Linked DNA regions of Mus musculus: region 2 is linked to region 1. Evidence: chromatin loops called from intact Hi-C (ENCODE). Cell type or tissue: left cerebral cortex. All regions are shown on one strand.

Evidence for each region. Peaks named below come from ENCODE experiments on the same cell type or tissue, not always from the same donor. Only the 100,000 strongest peaks of a DNase experiment are listed, where the experiment ranks them.
Region 2: it touches region 1 in a loop (9-fold over the local background); 9 of 42 quality-filtered maps call a loop at or near these places.

The regions. Positions count from the first base shown.
Region 1 is chr14:35,150,215-35,154,214 of GRCm38, reverse strand. All of the region lies in intron 4 of Grid1 (glutamate receptor, ionotropic, delta 1), which reads right to left. Among named protein-coding and RNA genes, the nearest start is that of Gm41133, 18 kb to the right of the region's middle. In left cerebral cortex, no CTCF peak of the experiment used is centred here; DNase peaks (open chromatin) are centred at 141 and 1,555.
Region 2 is chr14:34,818,582-34,822,581 of GRCm38, reverse strand. It overlaps Grid1 (glutamate receptor, ionotropic, delta 1), which reads right to left and starts at 2,446. Exons shown (of 16, transcript NM_008166.2): 1 at 2,276-2,446; 2 at 1-29. The coding sequence starts at 2,354. In left cerebral cortex, a CTCF peak has its summit at 2,135; DNase peaks (open chromatin) are centred at 2,854, 3,006, 3,292, 3,983 and 8 more places; H3K4me3 peaks cover 3,609 bases; H3K27ac peaks cover 2,056 bases.

The DNA.
Region 1 (4,000 bases):
ACCTTTTTTGGGGGGTGGGGTGGAGCTGAAGAATGGGGAGCCCTTGGCACATCAGCTGGCTAGGGGAGCCCATGAGGCAGCTGGCAGCTGCTCCTCCAGATATAGCCCTGCTGTCCTGGGAACATGGCAGCTTCTTATTCAAAAACAAGAAGTATTTTTAATTCTCTGGCATTTGTGCCCCATTTAGAATATTACTTCAGTCACTAATCAGGGAAGTCGAGCTGCTCCAGACTTTTTGGGTGTTCTAGAAGCTTCCTGGAAATCCGATAGCACCAGCAGCTAGCAGAACATGGGCCAGCTGCTCTGTGGAGCCCCAAGTGAGCCTAACCATATCCCAGCTACACAGGTGCAAGCCCAGGAAGGACGCTGCTGTCTACAAGCATCTTCATGAGGAGAGCTCTCTACCTAGAAAGTTTTGCAACTTAATGGCAAGAGGCATCCAAAAAGATGCCCAAACACTTGAAGACAGGGAAATGTGTTATAGCAACACCCCACTTAGACTCACCTGACAGGAGAGGATTTTAAAGTCCAGAGATGTTAGCCAAGGAACCAGAGAGCCCTTTGGCAATACCACTGTGCAGATCATAGATGCTGTCACTGTGTCAAATTCTTTTAAAACTTCTCTCCTCTCACCCAGCTCCTCCTCCTCCTCCTCCTCCTCCTCCTCCTCCTCCTCCTCCTCCTCCTCCTCCTGCTCCCCCACCTTCTTATTGGTGCAGCTTTCTGGAAAGCTCTGACAAACCCACTAGCCCACAGCCCTTTCTGGCAGTGATGTTGCTGATGGAGAGAGTTAGTGGACTGACTACTCAGCTCCTACTATCTCTTATTTAAAGAAAAGGAGACACAAATAAGTCACCAATTACCACACCATCACATTTACATGTGGCTGCTATTAATCTCATTTAATTAAAAAGGAAAAGCTGAGATAACGGTAGAAAGGATTTCAAAAACAAATTAAACATCTATATAAAATAAGTGGCTAATAGATTTGGCCATATCAAAATCAAGAGTCAAAACTCTCAAGTACTGGCTATAAGTTCATATCCATAACATATAAAGAACTTCTACTAACTGATAAGAAAGTACCTTCACTTCCTGTAATAGAAACTGAGCAAAGGAAACATCATGGACAGTAAATTTACTAAGGATCTAAACGTGATGGTGCATACCTCTACTTCTAACACTCAGGGCATAGAAGGAGAAGGATCAGGACTACAAAGCTAACACTGGCTACATAATGAGTTCAAGACCAGCCTAAGCTACAGAGCAAGCCCTGTCTGAAAGAAAATAACAAAACAAAAATAAAATCCAGAAAAAAAAATACCATTTTACACGCATTCTGTGAACACAAACAAGAAGGCTCCATATGCTGTAGAATATGTGCATCCAGAGCATATTCCACACTTAGCAGGTAAGAGGACACACTGGTGTAATTAATTAGGAAGATGGTCTGCTGTTTCCCATGAACAGTCAGAATGCCGCTCTTAGAAATTCTCCCACATGTTAGCAAGATGCAAGTATAGGAAGGCTCAGAGCCACACAGTTCAGAATAGCAACATCTTGGCATGGTGCCCAATTCCCATCACCACTTGCAGCAGCATCCCACTGTCACACCATATAGTATTTGGAATGCTGTGAGATGAACTCTGGCCACATAACACAACAATGAGCATGCTACAAATCAGGGATCACGATTAATCCAATTCTGAGGTTCAAAAGATAAATGAGAAATCACGGAGATTTTTTTCTTTAAAGACAAGAATCTTTCCATGGGCATAGTGAGGCTCGTCTCATACTTACACATGGATTAAAGATTCATTGTAGAATAACTTTTTTAAAAAAACAGCAAGGCACTTCTGAAATTCTCAGACCAATACATAAATGGAATTTCTATGACAGCATCCAAAAGAGATGAGCTGGGATTCCAGTGGCAGAGGACAGGGACTTTGCTGTAGCCTTTTTATTTATGCATGCATTCAGGCTGAGCAAAGAGAGAATTCTATAGCCCTGATGATAAAAAGGTAACAGAATATCGAGCTACAGAGCTTGGGAAGGAAATGTCTTCTAATCAGTCTGTCTGCTGGAACCAATTGCCCGAGATAAAGGCAGCCCATGCACCTGAAGACGGGAAATGGGGAGTTTACTGGACAAATGAAACAGCAGTGATAAAAGAGGCAGCATAACTACTGAAGGGGAAGTAAATATCGCTGAAGCAAAATTAAAAGTTGTATAAGAAGAACCCAGATGCCCCTCAACAGAGGAATGGATACAGAAAATGTGGTACATTTACACAATGGAGTACTACTCAGCTATTAAAAAGAATGAATTTATGAAATTCCTAGGCAAATGGATGGACCTGGAGGGCATCATCCTGAGTGAGGTAACCCAATCACAAAGGAACTCACACAATATGTACTCACTGATAAGTGGATATTAGCCCAGAAACTTAGGATACCCAAAATATAAGATACAATTTGCTAAATGCATGAAACTCAAGAAGAACGAAGACCAAAATGTGAACACTTTGCCCCTCCTTAGAATTGGGAACAAAACACCCATGGAAGGAGTTACAGAGACAAAGTTTGGAGCTGTGACGAAAGGATGGACCATCTAGAGACTGCCATATCTAGGGATCCATCCCATAATCAGCTTCCAAACGTTGACACCATTGCATACACTAGCAAGATTTTGCTGAAAGGACCCAGATATAGCTGTCTCTTGTGAGACTATGCCGGGGCCTGGCAAACACAGAAGTGGATGCTCACAGTCAGCTATTGGATGGATCACAGGGCTCCCAATGGAGGAGCTAGAGGAAGTACCCAAGGAGCTAAAGGGAACTGCAACCCTATAGGTGGAACAACATTATGAACTAACCAGTACCCCGGAGCTGCATATGTATCAAAAGATGGCCTAGTCGGCCATCACTGGAAAAAGAGGCCCATTGGACTTGCAAACTTTATATGCCCCAGTACAGGGGAACGCCAGGGCCAAAAAGTGGGAGTGGGTGGGTAGGGGAGGGGGGATATGGGGGACTTTTGGGATAGCATTGGAAATGTAAATGAGGAAAATACCTAATAAAAAATATTAAAAAAAGAAGAAAAAGTTGTATAAGAGTTCAGCTTCCCAGAATCCCTTTGTGAACTTCGCATGGCAAATGCGTCTCCACCCCCCTAAACGAATTTTAGAGAAACGGGAGCATGGACTCATCACAACAGTCTGCTCCGATAGTTGAAGAGGACGTTGCAAATCCATAGACACTAGTGAAGTTCTGCATACACTGTTTGTTCCTATTCTTATAGAGATCTGATAGTTTAATTTACAAGTTGCATAGTGAGAAATTAACCATAATGGAAAACAGGCAGAATGATCTACAGAGACACAGTCACCTGCATCACCACATCGGTGCTTTGGGGCCATTAAGTAAAGCGAGTGTTTCATGAACACAATCCTTGTGATATCAGTGACCCACAACGGCTGTCAAGGGACTAATGGGCAGGTGGCCTATACAACATGGATAGTTTAAACCCAGGAGTAATCCACATTCTAGGCAGGACGGAACAGGACCGTGAGGTTTCATCATGCTTACTCAGAGTCAAGTATAATTTTTAATATTATTTATTTCCAAAATTTTCCATTTAGTATTTTTGCAGTGGTTGATCGTGGTCACCTAAAAGAACAGTATATAGAATTGTAAATAAGAAAAGACTGTTTCTGGAATTTCCCTACCTCAACCTAACTGTGGACCAGTTAATAACCAAAATTCTATACATGAAACACCACAGTAGAGAAAATGGTGGGCCAGTTTTTGAAATGTAGATAATAAACATTATCAGAGAAGGGGGCCAAAAGCTGAAAAATCAATGGTCTCCAAAGAGCTAAATAAAAAAATAAGAATGCTACCTTGTTACCTCCTTGAATCTAAGCAGTGATTTAAAAATCACAATTGTCTGATTCCAGTTGGAATATTGTCTTAGTTAGAATACTATCGTTATGATGAAAC
Region 2 (4,000 bases), 330 kb after region 1:
CTTGGCTGCGTTCTCCTCGAAGATGGCACCTGAGGAAGAAGAGGGGTCAAGACCAAGCCTGGAGAGGAACCCTTCCCATGTTCATTTAGCCCTAGGGTCAGACCACTGGGTACCACGTGGTGGGAGGACTGAGCTAGACTTTGGTTTGGTTTGGTTTATAATGCTTTGTTGAGACAGGTTCTCCTTCTGTGCCCCTAGATGCTTTCAATTCATGGTGATTCTTTATGCCTCAGCCTTCACAAGTAGAGAGATTTCAGGCATGAGGCACTAGCCTCAAGACTCTGTGCTGATTGTTGATTGGGTAGTTTAAACATCTCCCATCATAACCCAAACGGGGTGTGTTCCCCTCGCCACATCATACACGTGCACGGTTGACATAAGTTACACATTCATAGCCCACATGCTACCATCAGGTCACATGTGCTTCTTAAGCAAAGCACCTCATGTCCCAGCCATGACCCATACAGTAAGAGACTGAGGTAGCCTCCTGCTCAGATGCACCTGATGTGGTCCCATAAATCCCATCCCAGGAACCAGAGTAAATTCTCCAAAATGATAAGGTTCCCCTATCCCAATTCCAGAATGGAGTGATGACTTTTTTTTTTTCCTTTGCATTCCCTGGCAAATGCAGAAGTGAAAAGGTGGTCCACGGCCGGCCGGCTCTCCTGCACCAAAGACTTTTTTTTCTTTAAGCAGAAGGCATTGATAACCAGAATCTTGTATGGTCAAGATGCTACCAGGCCTGGTGCCTCTGCTCTTCGTTTCTCACTTCCTCTTCCTGTATGTATGAAAGGGGTGGGGCTATATCCTAAACCCCTAGACATTCTGATCTAGCAAGACTGGAGAGTCCCAGAAGAAACCACTCTTGAATGGCCCTTCTAGAAGCAGGAACAGCTCATCCGGAGCTCTGGCAGACCTGACGCTTTCACTAGGCACACAGCTTCCCTGACCCTGCCCCTATAGCGGAGATCAGTTGGACTGCTGCTCTGGGGTCCTCACTGACCCCCCACAGCCCCTTTACCAGGCGCCGAGGGTCATTGCCAAGGTCCTATTGCTTGGCCTTCTAATTGCCCTGGAGCCGAGAGCTGGGTAGGAAAAGGACTCGGCTCCCGAATTCCTCACTATACTGGAGCCGCAATGCTGACCGCGAGACCCACTCTGGCTCCTGGGCGGGAAGCACGTTTGGATCTTGGCCCGGCACCGGCACCAGAGGGGAGGCCGCAGCCCTTGGAGTAGAGACTCTGTCCCTGTCATCCCCTCCACCTTCTGCTCCGCGGGTAACATCAGCCACGTTTCCTCACACCTCCCAACCCCCAGTTTATCCGTGTTAGCTGGTCTTTCCCAACTTCCGGAAAGGCGACTGCAGAGGGGCTCCCCCATAAGCGACCGCTGTTAGTCCCCCAACCGGGCCCAACTTCTCGAGATCCCAGCCATTCTGCTCCAAACTCCTGATCACTACCCCTCCTCCGGTCTCCCCTTCCTCTGCTTTTCCTCTTCTTCCTCTCCATCCAGCGCCCCCCACCCCACTATCCATGCTCCTTCCGTTCACCCCTACCATCCACACTGTACGCTGGCCCCAAGACTTATATCAGGCAGAAACTCTAGGACTGTCCAGGATTGGGCTGCAGTTGCCACAACCAGATACACACACACACACACACACACACACACCGAGAGCTACACAGACACACACCGAGAAACGGGCAAGCACTGTGTCCACTCTAACAGGCTGACAGAACGCGACAGTCGCACTGAGAAGCTCAGATGGCCCCACACACCCCAACGCCCTCTCACAGTGACACCAACCCCGTGCCAGGTGCATACACACTGGCACGCTGACAGCACCCATCCACAGACACACATGGTTCCGCTTTGGCCTCTTTGATCTTGCCCTGCCAACTTAGCTAGCCCCGAGCCCTATCCGACCCTGGCCCCAATGTTCAAGCTGTGACGAGGGGTCCAGCCCGCGGACAGCCCCGCCAGGGGCACGCATCTCGACAAGGGTCTATCCCAGGTTCCCCGCAGCCGCGGCCCTAAGTGTCGGCAGAGGCCGCGGGGCCCCGCGCACTGACAGGAGCCCCGGGGAGTAGCGAGGTGCCCGCAGGAGCGCCGAGCGGCCAGAGCACAGCTCCTCCGCGGGGCGGCGCGGGCCTTCGGGGGAACACCGACTGCCGAGCCCCTCGGCCCGGGGAGCCGCTAAGTTTGGACTCCGCGCATCATCGGCTCTATTAGGTGGCCCCCGCCCAGCCTCGGTCCGTCTGCTCTCCCAGCTCACCGATGTGGATGATGGAGTCGGCCCGCACCGTAACGCACTGGCATATCCAGGGAAGAAGCCACAGCGTCAACGCTTCCATGTCCCCCCGGCGCGCGGCTCATCCGCCCGGGCCCGGGGCGAGGCCGAGGGCAGCGCGGAGCGGGGAGGCGCCGGTCCCGGTGCAGTCCCGGGCCGCTCCCCGGGAGAGCCGAGCCCGCCCGTGCGTCTTCCCCCGCGCTCCCGCCCCTGCGCCCTGCGCCCGCCCCAACCCAGCCCAGCCCAGCCCAGCGCTCTCGGGCTCCCGCGCCGGCTCTGGTTGCGGTTGCGGCGGCGCTCGCAGCCCGAGCCCAGGCCGGCGCGGCGGGGGCGGCCCGCGGCTGTGGCGGCGGCGCTTCCAGCGGCTCGAGCGGCTCTGGGGGCGGCAGAGGCAGAGGCGGCGGCGGCCCGGCCCGCGCGGCGGCTCCGGGCTGGCTATGTGTCTGAGCCCAGGCGAGGAGCGAACTGCGGAGGACGCCCCCTCCCCTCCCCCTCCCCCTCGGCGGCGCTCCCCCTCCCCTCCCGCCCGCCTCCCTCCCCTCCGCCCTCCTCTCCACCACGTGACTGCGGAGCCTTAGCCTAGCCGCGCGCCGCTCGCCCGCTCGGAGGGGGCGCCCGGTGCTCCGCGCTCCCGGCCGGGGGATGCTACGAGGACGGCACCACGGTGGGGACTTGGTCTGTCTGCGGCGAGCCTAGGCTTGGCCGTGTGGGCCCGGCCTCTGGGTTCGCTGGAGAAACGGAGTAGGCACAGCCATCGACTACCCTCGGGGAGGGGGAACTCGGAACTCGCTGGCGCTGGGGGACTTCAGCCGAGATTTTGCAGTCCTGTCCCTGACCAGAACGGATCAGGGGGTCTCGGAACCCGACCCCCGACTCATGCAGCCTGCAAAGAGACTACAGACCGGGGCACCGAGCCAGGAGGCATCGGGATGCTTAGCGGGCGGGCGGCGGGCTCGAACCCTGGCTGTCCGGGTAGATTTCGGCGGGCGTCCATCCCCCGCCCCCGGGGCGGTGCACTGAGCCCGGAGTCGGGCAGGAGGCTCAGACTCTGAAGCCCAATTCATGGCCGGAAACCGGCGCAGCCGTGACCGCGGCGCCTGGACGTGAGGAGCCTTCCAAGCGGCCGGCGCTCTCAGACAGCGACCTGTACGAAGCCTTCTAGAGCGAGCCCGGGAGGAAAGCTCGCTCCCAGCCGCGGAAGCAGAGCGGGGCTCCCGCCGCCTCCGGGTTCCCTGACTCTGGCTGACCACCCCCGTGAAGCTGCTGAGAGATGGGGGGGGGGGGGCGAGGTCGCAATCCGGTCTCAATTCTCTCACCCAGGTCCTAGTTGGACGAGGCTCCACTTAACACACCTAAGATTTCAGGGAAACAGTTGAGCCCTCCAGGATTCTGATTCCTTCGGAAACCGGGTCCAGCTGAGTCTGGCAGAACTGGGCGCCAGGATGAGCACTGGGTTCAAAGAACCAAGATAGGCTCAGCTTTGCCTAGAGCTCCCAGCACCGTAGGAAAGGTAGACGGCCATACAGGTCATTAAAAAATGTGGAGAGGACAGTTGAGGAGCTTTGGGCCTGGGCTCTGGCCCAGCCTAAGGGAGAAAGGCAGCTATGGATTCTGAAAGAAGAAGATAGTTTCCAAAGGCTACTTAGGGAGGAGAAGCTTGCAGGCATTTGGTGCTGCTAGTGAGCCAAAACAGGAAGAGAAGAAAGAACT